Regions from separate parts of the Homo sapiens genome. Here region 2 is linked to region 1. A link is a contact called in ENCODE Hi-C or POLR2A ChIA-PET data. All regions are on one chromosome and are shown on one strand. Each heading gives the region's core, a stretch centred on a gene start or an enhancer-like site at or near the end of the contact. The rest is flanking DNA. Distances are from core to core; before and after follow the strand shown.

Region 1 (7,358 bases), core at 4,040-6,539:
CTGATGTGTGGGACCACATCACCCCCCATAATCCCAGCAGCCACAGAGCCAGTCTGTGCATCCTCACGGTCCGGGAGGCCCACAGCCACCGCTTGCAGCCTCCAGCCTCTTCTGGATGTTCTGTCAGCCTCCGCCTCCTCATCCTCAGTTTCTCTGGCATAGGCCTCTCCCAGTGACGGGCAAGGCCCTGCGTCTGCCCCTGTGCTTCCGTCCAGCTCCTGGTTCTCTGAGACAGATGCCTCTCCCTCCTCAGTTCCACATCCCGCGTCCTGGGTTGTCAGCCCCTCCCCGCCTGCCTCTGGGACTTCTGATAGTTCAGACTCTCGGTCTCCTTCAGCCTCAGCCGCCAGGGTCTGGCCTCCCGCAGTCTCCTCCTCCTCCCGCTGCTCGCCATCGGCCGCATCCTCCTGAGTATTTCCTCTCTCCATGTCCTTTCTCGTGCGGTTTTCCCAGGCTCCTGGGAAGGCCTCGGAGGCCTCAGGCTTTACAGACCCCGCGTGCCTGGGACCTGCCTCCAGGCTCCTCTCCTGCTCCTCTTTGCTCAGGGCCAGAACTCCCATGAGCTCCACCTCCCCTGCCTCCCTTTCCTCGGGTTGCTTAGTTGGGGTCTGGGCGCCCCCCATCAGCTCAGGTCCTTGGCCTTTGGTGACGCTGTGTGTGAGGCCACCCCATTCCACGCCCAGTAGGCCACAGCTAGTCTGGGCCGCCTCACTCTCCTCCCCTGTGAGCTCCTCCTCAGGCCTGGCCTCTGGAGTTGCCTCCAAGTCGGCAGTGCCTTCAGCCTCTCCATCTGAGGGCAGCTCAGCCACTGGATCCCTGCTGCTCCCTCTCTCCTCCTGGGCCTCCTCTGCCTGTACCAGCTCTTCCATCCTGGCCCGGTCGGCCCTGATCCCCAAGTCCTGCCTCATCTCAGCCTCCTTACCACGCAGGTCTACCTGGCCCTCAAAGCTCTCCCCTGCCTCCTGGCCTCCCACAGCTTCCCTCCCTGCGGTCTGGCTCTCAGCAGCCTCTTCTGTTCTTTCAGTGCCCAGGACCTGGGGCTGTTTGGGGAAAGGGCTCACCTCAGCCTCTCTCTCCTCATCCCCCTCCTCCTCTAGGACCCAGACTTTTCCAGTAGCCTCTAGGAGCCTTTCTCCTGGGACTGCTCCATATTCTGTCTGTCTGACTCCCAGCAGGTCAGCCTCCTCTTTGCCTGAGGTTGTCCAGGCCTCGTCCCCTCCTGAGGCTGTCCCGGCCTCCTCCCCTCCTGAGGCTGTCCCGGCCTCCTCCCCTCCTGAGGCTGTCCCAGCCTCCCCGCCTGAGGCTATCCCGGCCTCCTCCCCTCCCGAGGCTGTCCCGGCCTCCTCCCCGCCTGAGGCTGTTTCAGCCTCCTCCCCGCCTGAGGCTGTCTCAGCCTCCTCCCCGCCTGAGATTGTCCTGGCTTCCTCCCCATCTAAAATTGCCCTGGCCTCTTCCCTACCTGGGGTTGTCCTGGCCTCCTCTCTGCCTAAGATTCCCCAGTCCTCAGGCTCTGCCCCTGGGCCCCACGTCCCCCATGCCCTAGTGCTTTCACAGGCCTTCTCCACCACTACCACCTCTTCTCCTTTCCCAGCCCCTTCGGCCCCAGGCTCCTCAGTTTCCCCTGCATCTGCCTCCCTGACCCCCTGCTCCATCTCCCGGTTGTCCCCTGCCGCCTTTGGCCCAACAGCACCAGCCTTCCCCTCCGTCTCCCCATGCCAGGTCCACTCTGACTCCGCCCCTCTGGCCATCCCTGGCTCTCTTGCCCTGACCTCTTCCTCCTCCTCCTCCTGTTCCCAGCTTCTCAGCCTCTCTTCTCTGTTCACTTCCTGCTCATGGGACTCCTGCCTCTCCTGGGCTTGGCCGCTCCTGTCTTGGCAAGCCCCAGACCCTGCCTTGGATTTCTTTCTGGCCTCCAAGTGGGCGCTTGGCTCCTGGCACCTGGCAGCCTTGGCTGTCTCCCCAGCCCCACTGTCCTGCCTCTCTGCTTGGGACCCATGGGAGCTGCCATCTCCCCAGCCCCAGGTCTGTTCTACAGCTGAGCTCCCCACTTCATGTCTTCTGTCATCTCCAGGCCCTCTCAGCCTTCCAGCCCCCTCGTTTTGGCTGCCTCTAAGGCCCTCCAGGTCCTCCTGGGCTTCCTCCTCTACAATCTTCCCTGTCTTTCCCACCGCCACCACCCCCAGTTCCTCAGCCGCCTGCGCCTCCCGCTCTACAGTGGGGACTGCATCTCCCAGGAGGTAGGAGACAAAGGTGCCGAGGGAATCCTAGGAAAAAAGAGAGAGAGAGGGGAGAGTCATTGAGGAGAGTCCCAGCCCTTTCCCTGGGGGCCCTGGCTGGAGGAGCCCAGGTTAAGGAAGAGGGTACTGGGATCTGAAAGGAGAAGAAGAGGATTTGCAGAAGGAGCCAGAAGGGGCATCGATTAGGGGTACGAGGACGCATGGTTGGAGGTGGGGACTGAAATTCAGAAAATATTAGGCCAGGAGTCTGCCTGAACCTGAGAAAGCAATCTCCAGTTTGAGGAGATCAGAAGGAGGAGGGGAAAGGTGAGGCCCCAGGGGAGGTGCCCGGAAGTGAGGCCCCAGGGAATGGGGTGCAAGTATCTGGCAGCTGTCTGCCCTTCTCACCAGTGCCCCCCTCAAGGCCTGGTGCAGCCCAGGGAGGTATAGCCGGAGGAAGTCCATCCTGTCTGTCTCTGTCTGTGTGTCCAGAAAGCTGATAATGACCGTCCCCACCCACCAAGACAAGCCAACCTTCCCCAGGACCAAAGGCACTTCCTCTTCCCCTGTCTCCCTGATGCGTCCCCACCCCAGGCCCTGCCCACGGCCCCTGATGCCCACAGTAGCCCCCACTGCAGCCCGGGAAATGGGTGTACATCACACAGGGGACTCAGGTGCACATTTGGAAATAAAGGACAAGCAAGAGGCCAGAAAGGACAAAGTGGGAGCAGGAGACCTTAGAACTGGGGAGGGGGAGAGGGAGGGGACATGTGGCAACAGCAGCTCAAGTGACTCAGGTCTCGTATCCGCACCTCAGCCATTTCTGCCTCCCCTACAAGCCACAGCCACTCTGCAAGAGGAAGCTGGGGTTTGTGGTTCCTGTTTTGCCTGGGAAGAAAGAGTAGCAGTGAAGAGGGGGCTGGTGGGAGCTCTGACACATTTCGGCGTCATTAATGCTTCCCCCAGGGGCGGAAGGGGCCGGATTGGTGGCTCTGGGGTGCATCCCCTCACCTATGATTAGGCTTGCAAAAAAGAACTTGGCTAAACTTTATATTGTGGATATCTGTGTCTGCCTCCCACCTTCCTGTGACTTCCTTGATGGCAGATGCCATGTATGAAACGCTGCTGAATTTCTAGAGCCCTGCACGTTAGTAGGATTCCATTTTCCATCAGCTGAGTGACCTGGGAGGCACACTAGAGAGGGCACATTTCTTTTCTTTTCTTTTCTTTTTTTTTTTGAGACAGTCTCACTCTGTCACCCAGGCTGGAGTGTAGTGGCGCAGTCTCAGCTCACTGCAACCTCTGCCTCCTGGGTTCAAGTGATTCTCCTGCCTCAGCCTCCCGAGTAGCTGGGATTACAGGTGCGTGCCACCACACCTGGTTAATTTTTGTATCTTTAGTAGAGACAGGGTTTCACCATGTTAGCCAGGCTGGTTTCGAACTCCTGACCTCAGGTGATCTGCCCACCTTGGCCTCCCAAAGTGCTGGGATGACAGGCATGAGCCACCACACCCAGACGAGAGGGCACATTTCCAACTGCATTCTGAAGGCCTGGTGGTGAGAAAGAGCATATAGAGGTGGCACAGCCCATAGCAGAGATGAGGCCAAGGACAAGAAGAGAATGCAGGATGCCGCTTTCCACCTAGAAGAAGGTAAGGGTATGATTCCTTATTTGGAACTACATAAAGTGACCTTGCTCTACTTCTCTTCCCCATACCCTCCTTCTCCCCTCCCCAGCCCCACTTTCCTATTCCAATTAGGGCAATTCTATGAAATCACAGCATCAGAATCTTAGGCCTTAAAATCATTTAGTCTGGCCAGGTGCAGTGGCTCACGCCTGTAGTCCTAGCACTTTGGGAAGCCAAGGCAGGTGGATTGCTTGAGCTCAGGAGTTTGAGGCCACCCTGGGCAACGTGGCAAAATCCAGTCTCTACAAAAAACACAAAAATTAGCTGGGCACAGTGGTGCGCACCTGCTGTCCCAGCTACTCGGGAGGCTGAGGTGGGAGGATCACCTGAGCCTGGGAGGTCAAGGTTGCAGCAAACCAAGATCCTGCCACTGCACTCCAGCCTGGGCAACAGAGCAAAACCCTGTCAAAAAAAAAAAAAAAATCTGGTCTAAGCACCACCTTTGATGGAGGCAGGAATCCTGCAGCAGCCTGGAGCCAACCCAATGGCTCCCTGCCTCTGGTGCTCTATTTCTTATCACCATACAGGTCTCTAAGGTCACCTTTAGGTCTAACATTGTATGAATGATTGTCAGCAACTTTCCAATTTTTTTCATATACATATATTTTTTTTATTTTATTTTTTACTTTTTCTTTTTTTGAGACAGGATCTCACTCTGTCACCCAGGCTGGAGTGCAGTGGCGTGATCATAGCTCACTGTAGCTTCAACCTCCTGGGCACAAGTGATCCTCCCACCTCAGCTTCCAAGGTACCTGTGACTACAGGAATGCGCCACCATGCCCGGCTAATTTTGTTATATATATATATATATATATTTGTACCTTGGTTTTCTCATCTGTAACACCAGGGGTTGAAGTGCTGTGATATTTTTTGGTTCTAGGATAATTTGGAAATAGGGATCTCTTAACATCTTGGATACTGCCAATAGATCATTCACGAAATCCCTTTAGATGAGTGTTATGTTTACTTAGGTCTCTAAAACAATTTGTAAGGTCAACAGATGGGGATAAGAATGACCTGAAGCTGGTCGTCTTTGTTCGCAACCAGAAACAGTCCTGCCTCAAAAAAAAAAAAAAAAAAAAGGGAGTAGGCAGGTGGCCATATTTGTTTCTGGCAAGTGAGTGCTGAAGGAAAGGAGCTGAAGCCTCCCACAGTCATAACTGGTGCTGGCAGGCTACTGTCTCGGTCTTGGGCGCCACTGATCTAAGGTCACGGCTCTGCTTGCTGCTCCCACCCGCTCCAGTTTAAAACCTGCGGTTCCAGGGTTCTCCAGCCCCTCCCTTTTTCACGCTCCGAAGCCGAGAAGGCCCAAAGCGAAGACAGAGAGGACCCGGAAGTAGGGAAAACCTCTGAGCACGTGATGGGGGAACACGCGGGTGCTGTCACGTGATCCGACAAACGGCCTCTGCATAGTGCAGAACATTCTGCTGCTCTTAAAGGTACAGGCCTCAGGGTCCCTGCTGTAGACGGGGCGGGGGAGAGTACGATGGGTGGGGCGTGGTGGGTCGTAGGGCGCTCGAGATGGAGCCCCCAGCTTCCTTGATGGATCGCGGGGCGCGAGTGCCCTAGACAAGCCGGAGCTGGGACCGGCAATCGGGCGTTGATCCTTGTCACCTGTCGCAGACCCTCATCCCTCCCGTGGGAGCCCCCTTTGGACACTCTATGACCCTGGACCCTCGGGGGACCTGAACTTGATGCGATGGGAGGCTGTGCAGGCTCGCGGCGGCGCTTTTCGGATTCCGAGGGTGAGTATTCCCGCCCACCCTCATGGAACGACCACCTCTGGCTCGCAGCCCACCTGAGGGGAATGAGAGCTGACTCGGCCCCGGGAGGACACGCAAGGAGCGGTCGTGCACCTGAGAGTAGGTGGGGGTCATGCCCTCTTCTCGCTCTCCCAGGGGAGGAGACCGTCCCGGAGCCCCGGCTCCCTCTGTTGGACCATCAGGGCGCGCATTGGAAGAACGCGGTGGGCTTCTGGTGAGTGGCCTGAGACTTCAGCGAGTGACAATGGCATGAGAAGAGGGAAGTGACCGGAGGAAAGGGGGAAGAAAGAGTTAAGCTGCGCAAAGGAGCTGAACCCACAAATATTTACTGAATCCACTGGTTTGCCCCAGGGGCAGCATGTAAAATTTCCAAACTTCACTCCTTATCACCTTCCGGATTTAGCAAGATCCTCATACCTACCACCTGTAGGATTATTTACTTTTTTCTTCCAGCCAATTCAGCCTTAACGTTTTTTAGTGCACATATTTTTAAAAAGAAAACTTTAAATCACGACTCCACTTGGAAAACCAGCGTTTTCCTAGTGAACGTTTAAATAAATGCATCACTACTAAAACTTTTTTATTTTTTTAATTTATTTTATTTTATCTTATTTTTTTTTCTTTTTGAGACAGGGTCTTGCTCTGTTTCCCAGGTTGGAATGCAGTAGTGCAATCACAGCTCCCTGCAGCCTGGAACTCCTGGGCTCAAGTGATTCTCCCACCTCAGCCTCCAAGTAGGTGTGGCTACAGGTGTGCACCACCGCATCTGCCTAATTTTTATATTTTTTTATAGAGATGGGGGTCTCACTATGGGACCTGGGCTGGTCTCAAACTCGTGGCCTCAAGTGATCCTCCTACCTCAACCTTCCAAAGTGCTGAGATTACAAGCATGAGCCACCATGCCGGGCCTGAACCTTTTTTTTTTTTTTTTTTTTTGAGACGGAGTCTCTCTCTGTCCTCCAGGCTGGAGTGCAGTGGCGCAATCTCGGCTCACTGCAAACTCCGCCTCCCAGGTTCACACCATTCTTTTGCCTCAGCCTCCGGAGTAGCTGAGACTACAGGCGCCTGCCACCACGCCCGGCTATTTTTTTGTATTTTTAGTAGAGATGGGGTTTCACCGCGTTATCCAGGATGGTCTCGATCTCCTGACCTCGTGATCCGCCCGCCTCGGCCTCCCAAAGTGCTGGGATTACAGGTGTGAGCCACCGCGCCCAGCTTTTTTTTTTTTTTTTTTTAATTTTATTTTATTTTTGAGACAGAGTCTCACTCTATCACCCAGGCTGGAGAGCAGTGGCACAATCTCGGCTCACTGAAACCTCCACCTCCAAGGTTCAAGCTATTCTCCTGTCTCAGCTCCCCGAGTAGCTGGGATTACAGGTGCGTGCCACCAGACACAGCTAATTTTTTGTATTTTTAGTAAAGACAGGATTTCACCATGTTGGTCAGGCTGGTCTAGAACTCCTGACCTTAGGTGATCCGCTTGCCTCCACTTCCCAAAGTGCTGGGATTACAGGCGTGAGCCACCGTGCCCCGCCCTGACATAGGGGCTTTGGGATCACAGACTTGGATTCACTTCCAGCCTCCAAGGCCTCTCCCAGAAACTCTCTGTGACCACTCTCCTTTTTTTTTTTTTTTTTTGAGATAGAGTCTCGCTCTTGTAGCCCAGGCTGGAGTGCAATGGCACAATCTCG
Region 2 (6,563 bases), core at 1,301-3,800, 81 kb before region 1:
ATTACACGTGTGAGCCACCATGCCTGGCCTCTCTCTTTTTGATTACAGCCATCCTAGTGAGTCTGAAGTAGAGTCTCATTGTGGTTTTGATTTGTGTGTCCCTAACGGTTAATGGCATTGAGTATCTTTTCATATGCTGTTGGCCATCTGTATATATTACCATTTTAAAGTTTGGTTATTTGTCTTTTTTGTTTGCTTGTTTGTTTTGAGACGGAGTCTCACTCTGCCACCCAAGCTGGAGTGCAGTGACTCAATCTCAGCTCACTGCAACCTCTGCCTCCCGGCTTCAAGCAATTTTCCTGCCTCAGCCTCCTGAGTAGCTGGGATTACAAGGCACGCACCACAAAGCCCAGCTAATTTTTGTATTTCTTTTAGTAGAGACAGGGTTTCACCATGTTGACCAGGCTGGTCTCAAACTCTCAACCTCAAGTGATCCACCCGCCTTGGCCTCCCAAAGTGCTGGGCTTATAGGTGTGAGCCACCGTGTCCAGCCAGTTGTCTTGAGTTGTGTCCTTGGAAGCACATGTTTTTAATTTTTATGAAGACCAATTTCTTTTTCTTTTAGCTGCTTGTGATATTGATCTGTGTTGTCCCACATGTACGACACTGTTTTTACCACCACAGCTTTACACAATGCATTGTCATATAGAGAAGAACATATCCCCTTAGAAACATTTAGAGACCTAGGAACAGAAGCTACATCTGTGTCTCAGGTGGTGGTGAAGCCAGATGGTGGATCCTGGTGCCAGTACCCCCAGGGCTTGTATACCATAGGGAAAGGGTGGTTCAGAAGGGATGCACTGGACAACTGAAGTATGATAACATCAAGATGGTGTGACCCCATGGCAGGATTTATGGTAAGTATGTACTCTTACACAAGGAACAATAGACAAACTGGAAATCTTGGAGTCCTTTCCAGAACTGGAATTAATCAGAAGTGAACACGGTGAATTAGAATACAGGATGAAGTTGCTTTAGTCTCCCTAGTTGCATTAGTTAAAACCACACAAAAGAATAAAAGTGGAGTTTAGATCACAGATTGGAAGTGGATAAATCTGAGCATGATCAGCATGCAGGCTGTTGCTAAAGTCTTGGGAACTGATGAGGCTAGAGACTATCTGCTAAGTGAGGAAAAAGGAAAGAACCCCAGTGAGCCATAACAAAGAAAGTGAAGGTGTGGACAGAAGATGCAAGCTCAGTGGCCAGATCAGGGAAGGTGTGGCTTGGCATAGAAAGGGTTATTCTCTCCTGCTAAAGCAGGAATCCTGGCTGAAACTGTTATAGGGAGTTGGACAGGCAGGAGCAGGGCAGGAGAGGGCTCTCCCCCACCCACTAGGTGCCAGGGAGAGGCCATTTCCTGACGGTCCACACTTGATGCACTGAAGTGTTAATTGAATGCAGACACCAAGGAGACGCACCTTCCTGAGCATGCACATTAAGAGACCAAATGGCAGAGCATGGCCTCCCAGGGCACATCACCAGAACAGTGAAGAAAGCCTCAGATGGGCATCCGTACAACTTCCTACACACTGTGTATGTGCCCACCTCCCAAGGGTAAGGAGCACACTGTGCATGCGGGCAGCTCGCCGTGAGGGAAGAATCATGGGAAAAGGGCCAGCCTTGGTCCTAGAATGTCCTAGGATCAAGGTTAAACACCGCACTGGACCTCAGCACCCACGTGGGTCTCCTTCAAGTGTACTTCTCCTTTCTTTCCTGTTCCAAAGCTTCTTAATGAACTTCCACTCCTGCTCTGAAACTTGCCTCGGTCTTTTCCTGCCTTGTGCCCAAGTCGAATTCTTAACAGGCAAGAAGTGAGATTGCTGCAAACCCGTACAGATTTGCTGCTGGTAACTCAGATACCTTCCACCCGTAACAAAACCAATGGCCCGCCTTGCACATGCCCGCACCTGAGCCCTATTAACAGCCCCACCACTGGACAGGGGGTTTTACTTTACACAGCACTGTCACAAACAGCGAGAGGTGCTGCAACCACGTGGCCAAGTCATCTGGTTAGCCTTCCCTTAGCACACTTCAAACCTCCTCTCTCCTCAATATCCTTGATACTGCCCTCAGACCCAGGCCTGGGTCCTATTAGCTGATATCTGAGGTTCCTACTTCACTCGGAAGGGAAGCCAGAGACTTTATGCCCACCATCAAAACTACAAGCTCTGTATAGCAATGCCTGTCACCTCTGCCTTCACCCTAAAGAGGGAAAAACAGTCTTCATTTGTGTTCTGAACTCCATCTCCCCTCCGACTGTCAGCGAATCCTTTCTCCTCTACCAGTGAACAAGCATGATTGAGGAGAGTTCATCCTGAAAAAACACAAAAGAGCTTCCAAACCCCTTTAGAGGCCCCCACCTCTGTTCCTCTTCACGGCAAAACTTCTTCCCTAAATTGTGCAGGGATCCGGTGCTGCTTCCTTGTCCCCACTTCACTTTCCAACCCACTTCTCTAGCTCTGTCCTCATCAGTCTCTCATCAAGAGAGTCAACAGCCCCTGCAGGGGAAGCGTGAGGGCCCTCTCTGCTGCTTCCGATGTGGCCTACTGATCTTGACATGATGCTACTCCCTTCTCCTCTGGCTTCAGGGCCTCCCTCCTGGCAGTTCGCCGGCCACCCACCTCCAGCTCCTCCTCTGGGCTGGAGCCTGGCTATCTCTTACACCCCCCCAGGTCCTCACCCCCACTTCCCAGCTGTGTAGTGCCATCTCCCAATCTGTACATCCGTCAAAAGAAAGTCACAGAAGGGATGATAAACAGCACCAAATGCCACAGAAGAGGACTCAGAGGGGTCTCCCAAAGCTGAGGAAGTCACTGAGGACCTTGGGGAAAACATTTTCCGTGGAAGAGACAGAAGCCAACACACAGGAGGGGGAGGCAAATGCAGGAAGCAAATGTAGGTTACTCTGTCTGGGAGTACAGCTGGGAGGCCAGCGAGCAAGAAGGGGTATGGGGGGTGCTGAATGGAGGAAAGTGACACGGAGGAATGTGAACACGTGGCTGGGGGGAGTTTCATGCTGAGAAGCCAGGGACAGAAGAGGGGGCTGTGTGAGAGGAGGCAGGCGCAGCGAGAGACAGGCTCTAGCACTGGATCATACCCAGCGACACCTCCCCGGCTCAGCTGACATTCCTTCTGGCCTGTTCCCTCTACACTGTCTCAGACACACGATCTTGCTGCCTGCCCACTCCTACCTGCAAAGCCCTTTCCCTTCTGGCTCAAGGCTGCGCTTGCCTGACCAGTCCTAAAGAAGCACACTTTTCTCTTGCTTGATTCTTCCTAGAACTGACATGGACTCTGCAACACGCCTTTAGAAACTGGCCTTCTACCGGGCGCAGTGGCTCACGCCTGTAATACCAGCACTTTGGGAAGCCGAGGCAGGCGGATTACCTGAGGTCAGGAGTTTGAGACCAGCCTGGCCAACATGGTGAAACCCTGTATCTACTGAAAATACAAAAGTTAGCCAGGCGTGGTGGCCGGTGCCTGTAATCCCAGCTACTCGGAGGCTGAGGCAGGAGAGCTGCTTGAACCCAGCAGGCGGATGTTGCAGTGAGCCGAGATCGTGCCACTGCACTCCAGCCTGGGCAACAAGAGCTCCGTCTCAAGAAAAATACAAAAGGGCCGGGCGCAGTGGCTCACGCCTGTAATCCCAGCACTTAGGGAGGCTGAGGCAGGTGGATCACAAGGTCAGGAGATTGAGACAATCCTGGCTAACACAGTGAAACCCCATCTCCACTAAAAATACTAAAAATTAGCCGGGCGTGGTGGTGGGTGCCTGTGGTCCCAGCTACTCGGGAGGCTGAGGCAGAATGGCGTGAACCCGGGAGGCAGAGCTTGCAGTGAGCCGAGATTGTGCCACTGCACTCCAGTCCGGGCAACAGTGCGAGACTCCGTCTCAAAAAATAAAAATAAAAATAAAAAAAGAAGAAACTGGCCTTCTAGCCAGCTGCTATTGGTGTATCTTTTCTTCCCCAACAGACTAGAAGCTCTCAGGCAAGAACGGAAATCTCTGCTTTCATCAATCAATCACCACTCATTAGTAGCGTCAGGGACTTAGCAGGCACTTTTCTAATTTTCACTACTTCACACCCCAGCTCTCTCCTTCCCTGACCCCCATCTCCACAGTTAGGTCCACTTTGGATTTCCTTACATTGACTCTTCCAAACTTTTTTTGAAAGCGTAGGCTTTCCTTGGCTTCTGCAAGCTACCGCGTCAACTATGAACCACATGGTACTGACTCCCAAATCGATCCCCAGCCCAGAGGGCTTCCCAAAGATTCAGAATCTTTTTTTTTTTTTTTTTTAAGGCGGAGTCTAGTTCTGTCGCCAGGCTGGAGTGCAGTGGCGTGATCTTGGCTCACTGAAACTTCCACCTCCCTGGTTCAAGCGATTCTCCTGCCTCAACCTCCCAAGTAGCTGGGATTACAGGTGTCTGCCACCACGCCCAGCTAATTTTGTATTTTTAGTAGAGACGGGGTTTTGCTTTGTTGGCCAGGCTGGTCTCGAACTCCTGACCTCAGGTGATCCACCTGCCTCGGCTTCCCAATGTGCTGAGATTACAGGCGTGAGCCACCATGCCTGGCCAACAACAGAAATTTATTGCTCACAGTTCTGAAGGCCGGAAAGTACAAGATCCAGGCCCCAGTAGATTCGGCATCGCTCTCCGCTTCAAAGATGGTGCCTTCTCACTGCATTCTCAACATGGCAGAAGGGGCAACACAAGTCCCTCAGGCCTCTTTCATAAGGGCGCTAACCCCATTCTTGAGAGTGGAATCCTCACAGCCTAATCACTTCCCAAAGGCCCCACCATGTTGGGGATCAAGTTTCAACATATGAATTTTAGGGGAACACAAACACTCAGACCACAGCATTTGGCTCCTGAACCCCCAAAAGTCATGTCCTTTTTACTTGCAAAATACATTCAGTCCACCCCAATGGCCCCAAATAGAAACTCATTCTAGCATCAACTCAAAAGTCTAAAGTCCAGAGTCTCATCTATCATCTAAATCAGATATGGGTGGCTGGGTGTGGTGTATCATGCCTGTAATCCCACACTCTGGGAAACCAAGGTGGGCGAATCACTTGAGGTCAGGAGTTCAAGACCAGCCTGGCCAACATGGTGAAACCCTGTCTCTACTAAAAATACAAAAATTAGCTGGGCATGATGGCAGGCACCTGTAATTCAGCTACTCAGGAAGCTGAGGCAGGAGAATCACTTAAACCTGGGAGGCAGAGGTTGCAGTGAGCCGAGATCCCACCAGTGCACTCCAGCCTGGGTGACAGAGTGAGGCTCACTCTCTCGCTAAATAAATAAATAAATAAATAAATAAATAAATAAATAAATAAATAAAATTTAAAAAAATCAATCAATCAATCAGGTATGGGTGAGACTCAAAGTACAATTCATCCTGGGGCAAATTCCCCACCATCTGTGAGCCTGTGAAATCAAACGTGTTATGTGCTTGTAAAATACAACGGTGGGACAGGCATAGGACAGACATTCTAAAAGAGAGAAACAACAAAGAAGAAAGGGGTAATAGGTCCCAGGTAAGTCCAAAACCCAACAGAGCAAACCCCATTCAATCTCAAGGTTTCTGAACAACCTTCTTCAACTCTATGTCCTCCTACCTTCTGGACACACTGGCAGGGACATGTTGCTGGGCTCTGGGCAGCCCTGCCTGTACAGGTTTGCTGGGCACAGCCCATGCAACAGCCCTCACTTGTTGGAGTTGCATGCCTGTGGCTCTCCCAGGCTGGAGTTGCACACTGGTGGCTCTACCAGTCTGGGGTCTCAGAGGCAACCCTACCCCCATAGCTCTGCTAGGCAATGCCCTAATGGGGACTTTCTGCAGGGGCCTTACCCTGTGTCAGTTCTCTGCCTGGGCCCAAGGCTCTTCAGGGCATCCTTTACAATCTAGGTGGGGGTAGCCATGCCCCTACAGCTTGTGTATTCTGTGCACCAGCAAAGACAGCGCCATGTGGATGCTGCCAAACTACCTCGGGCTGCCAAGGAGCACTGCCCCAGAATGCTAGGAACAGAGCCTTGAAATGGTTCTGCCCCCAACACCCTGGGCCTTCTGGGCCTGTGATGGGGGTGACAGCCCCCACATGCCTTCGGGGTCATCCTTCCATTGTCTTGATTAGTACCTGGCTTCCACATCCATACTAGTCTCCTTATCAAAGGATGGCTTGGCCACACCTTTCATATTCTCTCCAAATACATTTATTCTTTTTTTTTCTTTTTGAGACAGGCTCTCGCTCTGTCACCCAGGCTGGAGTGCACTGGTGCAATTTCAGCTCACTGCAGCCTCAATCTCCCAGGTTCAAGTGATCCTCCCACCTCAGCCTCTTGAGAAGCTGGGACCACAGGCACATGCCACCATGCCCGGCTAATTTTTTGTAGAGACAGGGTTGCACCATGTTGCCCAGGCTGGTCTTGAACTCCTGAGCTCAAGTGATCCACCTGCCTCAACCTCCTAAAGTGCTAGGATTACAGGCGTAAGCCATTGTGCCCAGCCTACTTTTTCATTCTTTACAACGTGGCCATGCTGAGAATCTTCCAAATGC

Evidence for each region. Hi-C counts contacts between places; a loop is a spot of excess contacts on that map. ChIA-PET counts read pairs that join two places held with the same protein, here RNA polymerase II (POLR2A). Pooled maps may share reads with other maps.
Region 2: a pooled map shows a loop between it and region 1 (1.9-fold over the local background). The contact joins the enhancer-like site here to the promoter of CLN3 in region 1. A Hi-C loop is called at or near these places in 1 of 50 pooled maps. POLR2A ChIA-PET finds 5 or more read pairs at or near these places in 6 of 52 experiments (H1, Panc1, WTC11 and 1 more).

What each region holds. Positions count from the first base shown.
Region 1 is chr16:28,490,005-28,497,362 of GRCh38, reverse strand. It overlaps CLN3 (CLN3 lysosomal/endosomal transmembrane protein, battenin), which reads left to right and starts at 5,289. Exons shown (of 16, transcript NM_001042432.2): 1 at 5,289-5,343; 2 at 5,528-5,649; 3 at 5,803-5,881. The coding sequence starts at 5,604. It overlaps APOBR (apolipoprotein B receptor), which reads right to left and starts at 2,720. Exons shown (of 4, transcript NM_018690.4): 1 at 2,625-2,720; 2 at 1-2,264. The coding sequence starts at 2,681. RefSeq lists enhancers at 5,079-5,278, 4,618-5,407.
Region 2 is chr16:28,569,329-28,575,891 of GRCh38, reverse strand. The region is part of intron 1 of SGF29 (SAGA complex associated factor 29); the gene reads right to left. Among named protein-coding and RNA genes, the nearest start is that of SGF29, 19 kb to the right of the region's middle. Within about 2 kb of position 2,550, at least 7 of the 41 ENCODE cell types and tissues checked have a DNase peak (open chromatin) inside an H3K27ac peak, as active enhancers do.